2 separate regions of the Homo sapiens genome follow, and region 2 is linked to region 1. The links are chromatin contacts, found by Hi-C or POLR2A ChIA-PET in ENCODE. All regions are on one chromosome and are shown on one strand. The core of a region is the stretch at or near the end of the contact, and the rest is flanking DNA. Distances in the headings are between cores, read along the strand shown.

Region 1 (6,217 bases), core at 1,813-4,312:
AAGGCATAAATAATCTGTGCTCTCACACTCAACAGTCTACTGTTGCATATTGGCATTTGCTTCCAGTGTTTCCAACATTTTTTTCACATTGTTCTTTTTATATTATTATGGTTGAAGTTTTCCGTGTTTTTCCGGGTTACTGCATAGTACAAGGTTCGCGTGTATGCCACTCCATTGCTGTCCTCTTCCATAATACAGCTTAGTTCACCTCATCCCTTCTCTAGTTTGGCATCTAGTTGACTCTCCATTTTTTAAAGAAGCCGCTCTTCTGTTTGCACCAGCAAGATCCAAGTGGATTTTCCAAACAGTTCAAAACCAGCCCGGGCAACACAGTTAAACCCCATCTCTACTAAAAAATACAAAAAAAATTAGCCGGGAATGGCGGCAGCTGCCTGTAGTCCCAGCTACTCAGGAGGCTGAGGCAGGAGAATTGCTTGAAACAGGGAGGCAGAGGTTGCAGTGAGCCAAGATCACATTACTGCACTCCAGCCTGGATGATAGAGCGAGACTCTGTCTCCAAAAAAAAAAAAAAAAAGAACTAGAGGCCAGGCGTGGTGGTTCACGCCTGTAATCCCAACACTTTGGGAGGTCAAGGTGGGTGGATCATCTGAGGTCAAGAGTTTGAGACCAGCCTGGCCAACATGATGAAACCCCATCTCTACTAAAAATACAAAAATTACCCAGGCGTGGTGGTGTGCCTGTAATCCCAGCTACTTGGGAGGCTAAGGCAGGAGAACCCAGGAATCACCTTAACCCAAGAGACAGAGGTTGCAGTGAGCTGAGATCACATCACTGCACTCCAGCCTGGGCGACAGAGCGAGATTCTGTCTCAAAAAAAAAAAAAAAAAGAAGCAACTAGAAGATTATTAGTGAGTTTCAGTCAAATTCAGTACCAAATGTTGAGTAGATAGCCACATCCATTCCTTGCCAAGTAATTTGTGTGGCATAGATGAACTTCCCTGGAGTATCATTTACTAGATCAAACTGTGGGCTTTGATGTAAATGTAGTTTACTAGACTTTCCCCAGTCTTTCACCCCAGCCTCAAGTCATCACTAATTAGGACCGTGCTGCTGTCAGGAAGCACTGCACGCCCACAAGTGTGTAGGGCGGCCGTTCTGTTTCATGGTAATCAGTCCCACCATGACCTCTGCACACACAGATGATTGTTCTTTTTTTTAGTTTGAGACCCGGTCTCGCAGTGCCGCCCAGGCTGGAGTGCAGTGGTGCAGTCACAGCTCACTGCAGCCTCAACCTTCCCGGCTCAGTGATCCTCCCACCTCAGACTCTTATCTGGGACCACAGGCACACGCCACCACAGCTGGCTAATTTTTTATGAGATGATGGTTTTTTTAAAGAGTATTCATTTATCTTCTATATAATCATTATAGACTTAATTCTAACAGTCTTGTTTGTGCCTCACTTTCAGACTGTAGAATGTGAAGAGGGAAGTGAAGACGATGAATCCCTCCGAGAAATGGTGGAGCTGGCTGCACAGAGACTGTACGAGGCCCTGACGCCAGTTCACTGAGACTGTGCCTGTATATGAACTTTGAAAAAATACTTGACTCTACTTTTGTTACCTAAAATAAAATGCATTCGTTTCTCTGGGGGAGCCTGTTTACTTTTAATGTCAAATGGCCTTTATTTCAACAGCCTGAATACTGCTAAATTGCTAATTAATTTGTCCATTATTCTAGAACTAACTACTAGATCAACTGCCCATTATTTTAGAATTTTGGATTCTTCTTCCAGGCATGTATGTGCAGCTCCCATTGAAACCATCAAGATCTGCCGATAGCAACCGCTGCTGGTTACCCTCTCCTCTGGGGTAACCAATTTGAGTTAATAATAAGGATTCTAAGTTGCACTTGAATCTTTTCTGTCTTCATCTCCACTGCTGCTGTTCGAGTCCAAGTCTACTCTCCCCTCTGAATTCCTGCAACCACCTCCATCTCCTCCCCTATAGCTGATTCCTGGAACAGACCTGGCCTCAAGCCTCTGCTGCTTGAAGGCCTTAATGAAGTCCTTGTGATAAAGATGAAGTCCAGGCACCTTTGCTTGCTCTAGCAGGGGCTCTCAATCTGGGCTACCCGTGGGAATCACGTGGGGTGCATCACAAGTGCACCTGTGCCCAAGTCCTGCCACCAGGAGGTGAGTTAGTCCGGCTGGAATGAGGGCCCTAGGTTGGATCTTAGTTGTAAAGCTCCCCCAGGTGATCCAAGCGAGCTTGGGACGAGCAACCTAAAGAAAGTCATGCTCTACGCCCATCGCCCCGCCCCAGGGAGCGGGGTCGGCCTCTGCGCCGGCGCCCCTGGCCCTTCTGTTACTCATCTACAGCTCCGTGATTTCAAGGCATCCTTCCCACCCGTTCGTTTTTAGCTCGGCTGCCGAACTTCATTGCACAGTTGAGGTAAGAACGTTGCATTACAACCACGTTTTAACAGGTGAATCCCTTGGAAGTTAGTCAGTGCTCCGTGTCCGCGGGGTTCTGCATCTGCGCATCCACCCCACGGCGGGAAAAAGAAAAGCGGCCGGCTGCGCGCGCACTGAAGGTGCAGCTGCTTTCCCTTGTCATTCGCAGAACCACGAGGTACTGCCAGGGTTTCCGCAGTGCCTGCGTCCTCGTGGGTGTTACAGGCCCTCCAGAGTGACGCTGGGCGCAGGAGGCCGCGCGCGCATCCCACGACCTCTTCCAGGGGGGCCTGGAGCAGCCCTCCGCCCCACCGAGAGCCAGCTGTGCTTCCCGCCGCGCGTCCTGAGGTCACACTCCTGCCCTTTGCCGAACGCACCTGCGCCCGCGGAGCGCGGGGTGGGCTTAGAAGGGCCCCCAACCGCTTTTCTTCCGGGAACCACGCAGCGGGACGCGGGCTCCGGACTCCCTGGGGGCAGCCTTGCTGTGGGTGAGCAAGCGCGGAGGCCGAGCTTCTTGCAAACGGACTCCAAGGGGCAACGACCTTCGCGCGTCACCAAAGTGACTGCGTGGGTGCCCACGAGCCCGGCTCCCGCAACCCACGGGCGGCCACTGCGCAGGCGCCTCTCGTGGCTGGCGGCCCCGCCCCGCCCCGCCCGGCTGCTCCATGGCGCTGTGCGAGGCCGCGGGCTGCGGGAGTGCCCTGCTCTGGCCTCGCTTGTTGCTCTTCGGGGACTCCATCACCCAGGTACGGCCGCCCCGACGCTCGGCCTCCCGCCCCGGCCTCCCTGCGGGGTCGCTGCCGAGCAGGCCGAGGCTCCTCGCCGTCCTCTTCGGCGCCCGAGACGGCTGGGCCGGAGGCCTGGCCACGCCCGTGGAGACACCGGAGGAGTGGCGGGTCCCCCAGTGGCTGCGCCTTCCGGGCCCGCGGCGTCCCGGAGGTCACGACGGCGTCCGCGAGAGCCCGGGCTCCAGGCACAGACGCGAGGGGACCCGGCCGCGCTGCCCGCCCCGCGCCGCCTCCCACCCGGGTCGAGATGCGCGGTCTTCCCCTCAGCGCCCTCCTGGGCAGCGGCCTTTCCCCTCCGGGTCCGGGTTAGCGGCCGCGGGCGACCGCGCGCTGTGTCCCAGGAGGCCCCGCGGCCAGCTCCGGGCAGAGGCGCCAGGAGCTCTCTCGCCCCATTCCCTGCGGGCACAGGTGGGGCCGTTAGGGGTTGACCTTGGAAGTAAAACGCCTTCAGGAATTAGGTAGAAAAGGACCATCCGTTCATCCAAGATCATCTCACCTCCCATGAAGGGAACGGTCTTCTAAATGCAGGTTCTTACTTCGGGGAGGGAGTAGAAATTCCATTCCTGTGTGTGTCCTCTTCTCAGACAGGACTTGCTTCACCAGGCTTTTGTGTATACGCCAGTAACTGGTAACATTATGTTTAGGCATATGGGGCAGTCAGAGCTGCCGAATTCCATGGGAATGTGTATGAAAAAGTGTTCACCCTCAGCTCGGTAACCAGCAAAGCAGTGAGGCGGTGTGGCCTTCATTTCCTCACTGACCTTTGACTTTATTTCCTGAACTTAGATTTCTGTTTAGCTTTTTTTTTTTTTTCTTTTTTTCTTTTTTTGAGACGGAGTCTCGCTCTGTCGCCCAGACTGGAGTGCAGTAGCGCGATCTCGGCTCACTGCAAGCTCCGCCTCCCGGATTCAAGCGTTTCTCCTGCCTCAGCCTCCCGAGTAGCTGGGATTATAGACGTGCGCCACCACACCGGGCTAATTTTTGTAATTTTAGTAGAGACGGGGTTTCGCCATGTTGACCAGGCTGGTCTCGAACTCGAGACCTCATGTGATCCGCCCGCCTTGGCCTCCCAAAGTGCTGGGAATACAGGCTGTTTAGCTTTTGATAGAGAAAAATCCCCCTCTGCTAAAGTGCTGCCAGGTGTACTTACCTGTAATCCCCAAAATGACCTCCTGGAGTGAAGCAATCAAAGCCAAGAAGGGAGCGCCGAGAAAACAGAAGTTGCCAATCAGAACTGCCCTCGCTGAGATGCCCGGTTACAGTCATTAGTAGTAATAATGGGCTTTTCTTCCTCCAGTTTTCCTTCCAGCAGGGTGGATGGGGAGCATCGCTGGCTGACAGGCTGGTCAGGTGAGAATGGTTTCCGATACTTGAGTTCTTATGGATGGAAAATGTCTTAGGGATCCGTCTTATGGATGAAGGATAGTTCTGAACAGAACATTCCTCCTTTATTAATTTTGCTTGCCTCCCCTAATCAGTATATAGGAGAAGGAACAGAAAACATTTACTCTTCACTCAGTCTGACCAATTAGATATTTTAGGGTTGAGCACTGATGGCTGGGTAGACTCAGACAAATCAAGGAAATGGCCAAGGCCTCTTCCCTAGTCAGGGGCAGACAGATCCAAGTCCAGCTGCTATGACTGCAGAACTTGCAGTTTCACTGCTACACCACACTGGTAGGAAGCTACTTTGCCTTTTTTTGAAGTGCTGCCATGACTTAAGACTCACCTTGTCACAATTCTACCGCACTTTGTTTTGGTTTTTGGTGGTTTTTGTTTTGCGACAGGGTCTCTTGTTAGGCGCGTCCACGTGAAGAGACCACCAAACAGGCTTTGTGTGAGCAACAAGGCTGTTTATTCACTTGGGTGCAAGTGGGCTGAGTCTGAAAAGAGCAAAGGGAGATGGGTAGGGCAGTACTATAGGATTTGGGTAGGTAGTGGAAAATTACAGTTAAAGGTGGTTATCTATTGTTAGCAGGGGAAGGGGGTCACAAGGTGCTCTGTGGGGAGCTCCTGAGACTCATTGTCCAGGGGAGGAATGCCACAAGGTCGATTGATTAGTTAGGGTGGGGCAGGAACAAATCACAATGGTGGAATGTCATCAGTTAAGGCAGGAACTGGCTGTTTCACTCCTTTTGTGGTTCTTCAGTTGCTCCAGGCCACCTGGATGTATACGTGCAGGTAACAGGTTATGACGGCTTAGCTTGGGCTCAGAGGCCTGACAACTCTGTCACACAGGCTTGAGTGCAGCAGTGTGATCAGGGCTCACTGCAGCCTCCACCTCTGGGGCTGAAGGCATCATCACCTCAGCCTCCTGAGTAGCTGGGACCAACAGGCACTCGCTACCACACCCAGCCCAGCACTTCATTAAAGTATTGTGATTTCACTCTGTAAAATGGCTAGTCGCATTTTATAATCATTACACACACAAACAATCTCTTAGAAATAAGGCTGAGTTTCGGTGGTGGTTCTGCAGTTTATAAATGCCACCTGAGAACTTTGAGCAGTGTCAGAAAGTGTCCCCTTGTGCTGCTTTGGAGCCGCTGCCTGACGCTGTGGCCTGCAGTTCTCCGCGGGTGCCCCAGCTTCTCTGCTTGGTTATGCATGTATGGGAATGTGAATACAGCAAAATGAACCATATTGATTTACTAATCATAAGTTGAACCCCAGGCGTCATTTTAAGAAAACTTTATGGACAACTTTAAATATCTACAGAAGCAAAGAGTGAAATGAGCCCATCCATCCCTCCTATGGATTATTCTGAAGCAAATCCCAAATCATATCATTTTACCAAGACTAAGAAAAAAAGAGTCCCTCTTATGTGACTGGTATTCTCTGAGGGGTTTCAAACCTACTGCCTGATGCGAATCCTTAACTGGGATTCTCCTCACTTTACATGTGAGGAAGGAGCACAGCGTGCCCAGGGTCACGCCTAGTCACACAGGGAGCCGAGAAACAAATCCAGGCAACCCGGCTTTTTTTTTTTTTTCCCCCATTACACCTACAGTACTGTGAA
Region 2 (6,217 bases), core at 3,718-6,217, 570 kb after region 1:
ATAAACGTCTTCTGACCTGGTCCTCCTTCGTACCTCAACCACATCAGACACAGCGTCATGATGATTTTTCCCCTGAGCAAAGTGGCTTTGTGTGAAGTTGCTAGGCCTGAGTTTCCCCATCTAAAATACGCAGGTTGACCTGGATGATCTGTGCCTCAGCTACACCTACAGACCTCTCTGCTCACCATCATGAGTGCCCCTAGCAAAGGGAGACAGGGGCCCTGGGGTGTTGGGAGGAATGGACACTCAATTTCCAGTCAGGCATTGAACAGGTCAGTGGATTAGTGGGTCTGTGATTCATTCATCCATCCATTTTGTCAACCATTTGTTAGATCATTTGTCAACCAGCCAGCCAGCCCAGTGGCTGGTCAGCTCACAGCATATTCTGGTCCTTGTACTGCTTCCAGCCCAGTAAACTCAACCAAAGAGAAAGAGAACAGAAGAATGAGAATAAACAAACTCCAACTGCCCACAACAACACACTGAGTGAAAGAAGCCAGACCCCAAACTGAACATACTGTATGATTTTCTTTGTATTATAAAAGTGTCACACACACACAAAAAGTGTCAGTACATCCAAAACCAACCGAAAGTGTCAGAAGCCATGATAAGGATTATCCTATGCAGGGGATCAGGGAAACGGTAAGTAGTGACTGGACGGCAGCTCATGGGGCTTTTGGGATTCTGGTAATATTCTGTTTCTAAATCTGGGTGCTGGTGACACAGTGTTTGCCTAGCGAAAATTCATTGAATTGTACATTTAAGTTTTTACACTTTCCTGTATCTACGCTATGCTATAGTTCAATAAAAATTTACCCAAAAAAATAATAAAAGAAAGAAAAGAAAAGCAAGAAAAAGCAAGGAAATGCACAGAGCAGTTAACTCAGCAATTCCAGTTCTAAGAGCTGCTTATCCTGTAGTTATCCTTCCAGGTGGGCAAATGATGGAGGGGCATGATGTTCCTGGAAAACTGGAAACCTAAAAGTCTTGGTTATTCAACCAGAATGTTAAATAAACAACACATCCATATGATGGAATATTACTTAACCATTACAAAGTATGATCGTTATGTACCAATTGCAATAAGCCCTTAGACTGAAAAGTCAGTAAGTGAGCCCAGGAGGTATACAGCACTACCCTCTGTAGCAGCAAGCGTGCATAGCCACAGGCTCTCTCTGGAACGACACAGGAGAAAGTGGTGGCATTCTGGCCTGCAGGCTCACGCTCTCCCCTTAGGGGATGTTATCTGTGGCCACATCCAGTCTGCCTGCCAGACCATGCTCTTCCCGAGGGTCTACGGAGCCTGGTGCCAGTAGTCTTAGTTCAGTCTCCAAGTGAATGATTCGCAATAGTCTGTAGCTTACAAATTGCCATCCCTCTGACTGCGGGCAGGGCCAGATTCAGGGGTTTGGCGACGACCACAGACTGTCTGTCCATCTGGAAGATGGGCTAGATGTGCGCAGAACAGGGGCTCATGGCTGAAGAGGGCACAGTTCCCACATGCGCCTGCTGTCCAAGGAGCAGAAACAGACCCTGGGGCAAGAGAAGCCAGAGTGCCAGTTCAGGGAGAGCTGCTGCCGCCTTCTGTCCTGCAGGAAAGAAGACTTGGCAAGGTCACACCGGCAAAACAAGGATTTGTATGCAGGTCTGACTCCAAAGCCCGGGCATGCTGCCTTCTGCAGAGGCCAATCAGGGAGGGCTTCACTGGGGAGTCATATGCAGTCTTTTTTTCTTTTTTTTTTTCTTTTTTGAGACGGAGTTTCACTCTTGTAGCCCAGGCTGGAGTGCAATGGCATGACCTCGGCTCACTGCAACCTCTGCTTCCTGGGTTCAAGCGATTCTCCTGCCTCAGCCTCCCGAGTAGCTAGGATTACTGGCTGATTTTTTGTATTTTTAGTAGAGACGGGGTTTCACCATGCTGGCCAGGCTGGCCTCAAACTCCTGACCTCAGGTGATCTGTCTGCCTCGGCCTCTTGAAGTGCTGGGATTACAGGCGTGAGCCACCGCGCCCGGCGGTCTCATGCAGTTTTGCAAAGTCAAAGCAGACGAGGGTTGGCATGTTCCACGCAGAAGGAATGCTGTCTAGAAACAGAAGAGAGTGGCGTGACCTTGAGAGTACAGGGTTCTGTATTGGGTCAGTGGGGGCAGGAAGGCAGCAGGGAAAGCAATTTGGGAAACTGGTCAGAAATGATGCAGGAAGTGCTGGCTGGAGCCTGGCTACAAAGACTCATGGGTTCCTGGCCATGGAGCCTGAAGTCAGTCCTATAACTGTTTGGATTCCAACTGACGGCTTGAATACAGGTTCAGCTCCACCTCTGCTTCCAGAAGATCATTCTGGCAGTGAGGTGAGGGCAGATTGTAGGGCGTCTGGCTGGAGGGAGGGAGACCTGTTGGGAGGCAGTGGCAACAATTCAGGTGAGCAGGTGGTGGCCAGGACAAGGGCTGGCGTGGGTGACATAAGAGTTTGAGAGGAACTGAGAAGGAAGAAGGGCATGTAATTGGCGGAAGACAGCAACTGTGCGAAAGGGAGGAGGTAAAGGTGACGCTCAGGTTTCTAGATCAAGGAACAGGGTCTCCAGTTGTACCCTTCACGGAGGTGAGAAATCCAGATTTGGCTGGAATCCGAGTTCAGTTTTTTGTTTGTTTTTTTGAGACTGAGTCTCTGACGCCCAGGCTGGAGTGCAGTGGTGCGATCTCGGCTCACTGCAATCTCTGCCTCCTGGGTTCAAGCGATTCTCCTGCCTTAGTCTCCTGAGTAGCTGGGATTACAGGCGCCTGCCACCGTGCCAGGCTAATTTTTGTATTTTTAGAAGAGACGGGGTTTCATCATGTTGGCCGGGCTGGTCTTCAACTCCTGACCTCAGGTGATCCGCCCGCCTCGGCCTCCCAAAGTGCTGGGATTACAGGCGTGAGCCACCGCGCCCGGCCCTGAGTTCAGTTTTTTTAAGGACACAATTAGAGGTGCTCACGGGATGTTCAAGCAGGGAGGCTGGTGGATACCTTCGATTCGCTCGTTCACCTACGTGGACTTATTAAACAGCCAGGCTCCCTGGCCTTGGGAGAGTCCTTCTGGTGGGGAGACAGATGATAAATAACTGAAGTAATGGAAAAGGGGCAGTTCAAGAAAAGTGTTGTGGAGGAAGAAAACAAGAAAGCCCGCCAGAAGGGGACTGGAGGTCGGCCCCGAGGGTGTGTCCGCTAGAGGGGGCCTCTCCAGGTGGACTGCGGGTGAGAGTAAAGGGGGCATGTGGGGGAAAAGCATTCTAGGGAACAGCAAGTGCGAGGACCTGGAGACGGCAGAGGGGCTGGTGGGACAGGCGCCCAAGAGGAGGCCCAGGCTGTCCCTCCGGGGCGTGGGGAGAGGCATGGGGCTGGGTCCCTGCAGGAGCTCACAAGCCACAGTGGGGAGCAGAAGCGTTACGCTGAGTACAGTGGGAGCCACTGAAAGGGTTAAAGACCCCTGGGGGTGCTGAGTGGGAAGAGGCTCTGGGAGCTGGAGTGGACGCAGGGAGACCAGTTATAAGGCGAATGCAGGAGTCCAGGCAAAAGAGAATATTCCAGTGTGTATCTTAAGACTTAACTTTTTACACACAGAACACCCTGCGCCCCTCTCAGAGCCTCCGGGGTCTTCATGCGAGCAGTTTATCACGGTTCTTTCGTCTTAAACCCTCTTACTATTTCAGCAAACACCCTCTCCTCAGCCTGGTCAACCCCTCTGCCCAACCCGAGTGGGCCCCGAAGGAACAAGTGGGGACCAGAGTCCTGCTCATGTGAGTGGTGGGGCCCAGCCCGTTCCCCTAAGACCAGAATTCTCTCGCTCAGAGCAAAGCCCCGGGGTGCCGGGATTCTCTCTCTGCTCCCGCTCCCTGGATGGAGCTTTTAAAAAAGGAGGATTCCTCACTGCGGCCTCTGCCCCTTGCACTGAGCGCCAACCCGCATCACAGCTCAGCAAAGGCGCGCGCAGTGAACAGACGGAGGAGGGGTGGCTCCTCGCTGAGCTGAAGGCTGCGGCGACGAAAATAAACAGCATGGTTCCTGCTCTCCACGAACCTGGCGCTGCAGACGTGGGCAAACCACACCAAGAGACGCGAGCAACCGAAATATAGGGAGAAAAAAAAAGGTGCCCTGGACAGCGGGCTAGATGTCTCCTGCAGGCTCGAGGACTTCCCGGAGGGGGCGGCGTTTTCTCGGGGCCTGGGAAGAATGGGCGGGTTTCAGCGGGCGCCTTCTGGGTGACTGCCCGTTTCGGCTTCCCCTGACCCCGTAACAGAGCGGAAGAGGCCCAGAGACGCCAGAGGAGGGGCGTCAGCGGGACACTCAGGCCAATAAGCTCTGACTCCCGCTGTCTGCAAAAATGACCGGATGCAGGAATGTCACCTAGAACCGGCCAGCTTTCCGACCTCTCCGGTCAAGGACGCATTCCTAAGAGACGAAGGGAGAATGACAGAAGTTAAAAACAACCAAACAAAAGCCAGGTTGAGGCCTCTAGGTGGGTCTCCGCTACCGATGGATTCAGCCGGTGGGGCTGCAGGAGGTTCCTATAAGCGTGGTCCCCTCTCCCCGCACCGAGTCCGGCCCCGGCCCTGGGATTTCCCCAGCCGCCGCCCCGCCCCCTCCGCCCCGCCGCCCCCGCCGCCCCGCCGCCCCCTCCGCCCCCGCCGCCCCCTCCGCCCCCGCCGCCCCCTCCGCCCCGCTTGCCCCTGGCGCCGCTGCGACCTTTCCCTTACTTTCCAGGGCCTCAGGCCCCGCCCCTCGCTCCGACCAAAACACGTGCCGCGTCCCGCCCTGCCCGATCACGCCGCGGCCAGGCTCCGATCACGCGGCCCCCCGCGGCGCTCATTGGCCGGCCGGGCACGAATTGGCTGGTGGTGGCCGGCCCCGCCCCGGCAGGGGCGCGGTGTATTTTGGTTCGCCTCCGCGCCCCGCCCCGCCAGCCGCTCCCTCCGCGGCCGCCCCGCCCCTCCCGCGCCGCGAGGGCCGCGCCGGGGCAGAGCCGCGCGGGCGGGCGAGGCGCGTGCCGGCCGCAGGAGCTCCGGGTTGCCGCCGCCGCCGCCGCCCGCAGCCCACGTGCGGCCGCTGCTGCGCCCGAGCTCACGCCCCGCGGCCGCTTTGTTGCTCCCGGCCGGCCTGCACGATGCACACGCCGGACTTCGCAGGCCCAGACGACGCGCGCGCAGTGAGTGGTGGGGCTGCCGCGGCGGGACTACTCGTCTGAGCGAGGGGCGAGGCGGGGGAAGTGGTGCGGCACTCGCGCGCCTGTAAATGCGGGAGGTGGGGCGTGCAGGGCTTCGCTGCGGCCGCGCCGGTAGGGGCCTGGGCGGGCTCCGGAGCCGGGCGGGGCGGCGGCCGCGACGGGCGCGCCCGGGTCGGCGGGGGCGAGGAGGGGGCGTGTTCCCCGCGCAGCTTTGTCTTGCGCTTCCTGGGCGGCCCCGCCCCGCTGGCCCCGCGGCTATTTCCAGCCATGACGTCACCCCGGTCCTGTGAGCCGGACGGCCGTTGGGCGGGGGAGCGGCTGGCGGGAACGCGGCACGCGGCCTTGGGGGCGGGGCAAGAGCTGCTGGCGGGAACGCGGCACGGTTTTGGGGGCGGGGCACGCGGCCGTCGGGCGGGTTAAGAGCGGCTAGCGGTAGTGCCGCTCGGGCCTGGGGGCGGGCAAGGTCTAGGGGCCGGGGCAACGACGGGAGGCGGGAGCGCCGCACTGCCTTGGAGGCGGGGCAACGCTTGGAGGCGGGAACGCGGCACGCGAGCGTTGGGGGCCCTAAGCGTCGCGACCTGGGGGCTTCGGGGAGGTAGCCGTGGACGTGGGCAGAGCGCGGGCCTCGTGGTGTGCGGGCACTGTGGGCCGGGCGAGCCCCTTCCCGCCCGTGTGGTGAGTCGGCCTCGGCGCCCGGTTCTGTGACATCACAGGGGGTTTAGTGGCGCAGCCTGCGGGACAGAGGCCGGGGATTTGAGGTGGCCTCGTCTTGTTTGATCTCGGGGAACCTCGGCAGACGGAAAGCTTTGATGCTTTGGTGCATGGCAGATAGAGAGGAAACGTGTATCTTCGTACATTTAAAGTTTCCTTTCCTTTTTTTTTTTTTTGATAGGGAGTCTCGCTCTATCGCCCAGGCCGGAGTGCAGTGGGCGCGCGATCTCGGCCCACTGTAACCTCCCTGGGAGGGAGGGGTATTACTCTTCTCAGAGTAATATCACCCTCTCGCCCCCGGCTTAGTTTTCT

Evidence for each region. A loop is a pair of places that touch in the nucleus more often than their neighbours do. ChIA-PET counts read pairs that join two places held with the same protein, here RNA polymerase II (POLR2A). Pooled maps may share reads with other maps.
Region 2: a loop to region 1 is called in a map of B cell, with 20 times the contacts of the local background. The contact joins the promoter of KLF11 here to the promoter of IAH1 in region 1. A Hi-C loop is called at or near these places in 5 of 168 maps with a recorded cell type or tissue (B cell, CD4-positive, alpha-beta T cell, CD8-positive, alpha-beta T cell and 2 more) and 16 of 50 pooled maps. POLR2A ChIA-PET finds 5 or more read pairs at or near these places in 6 of 52 experiments (CD4-positive, alpha-beta memory T cell, CD8-positive, alpha-beta T cell, Panc1 and 3 more).

What each region holds. Positions count from the first base shown.
Region 1 is chr2:9,471,489-9,477,705 of GRCh38, forward strand. It overlaps IAH1 (isoamyl acetate hydrolyzing esterase 1 (putative)), which reads left to right and starts at 3,063. Exons shown (of 6, transcript NM_001039613.3): 1 at 3,063-3,159; 2 at 4,499-4,551. The coding sequence starts at 3,079. It overlaps CPSF3 (cleavage and polyadenylation specific factor 3), which reads left to right. Exons shown (of 18, transcript NM_016207.4): 18 at 1,428-1,613. The coding sequence ends at 1,529. RefSeq lists a silencer at 2,835-3,604 and enhancers at 2,874-3,641, 4,122-4,682.
Region 2 is chr2:10,038,583-10,044,799 of GRCh38, forward strand. KLF11 (KLF transcription factor 11) reads left to right here and starts at 4,968. Exons shown (of 4, transcript NM_003597.5): 1 at 4,968-5,176. The coding sequence starts at 5,135. KLF11-DT (KLF11 divergent transcript) reads right to left here and starts at 4,819. Exons shown (of 3, transcript NR_135558.1): 1 at 4,728-4,819; 2 at 4,051-4,422; 3 at 2,971-3,069. It overlaps LOC112268412 (a long non-coding RNA gene), which reads left to right. Exons shown (of 2, transcript XR_002959369.2): 2 at 1-22. RefSeq lists a promoter at 4,226-5,125 and silencers at 4,812-5,041, 5,332-5,381, 5,502-5,551, 5,592-5,661.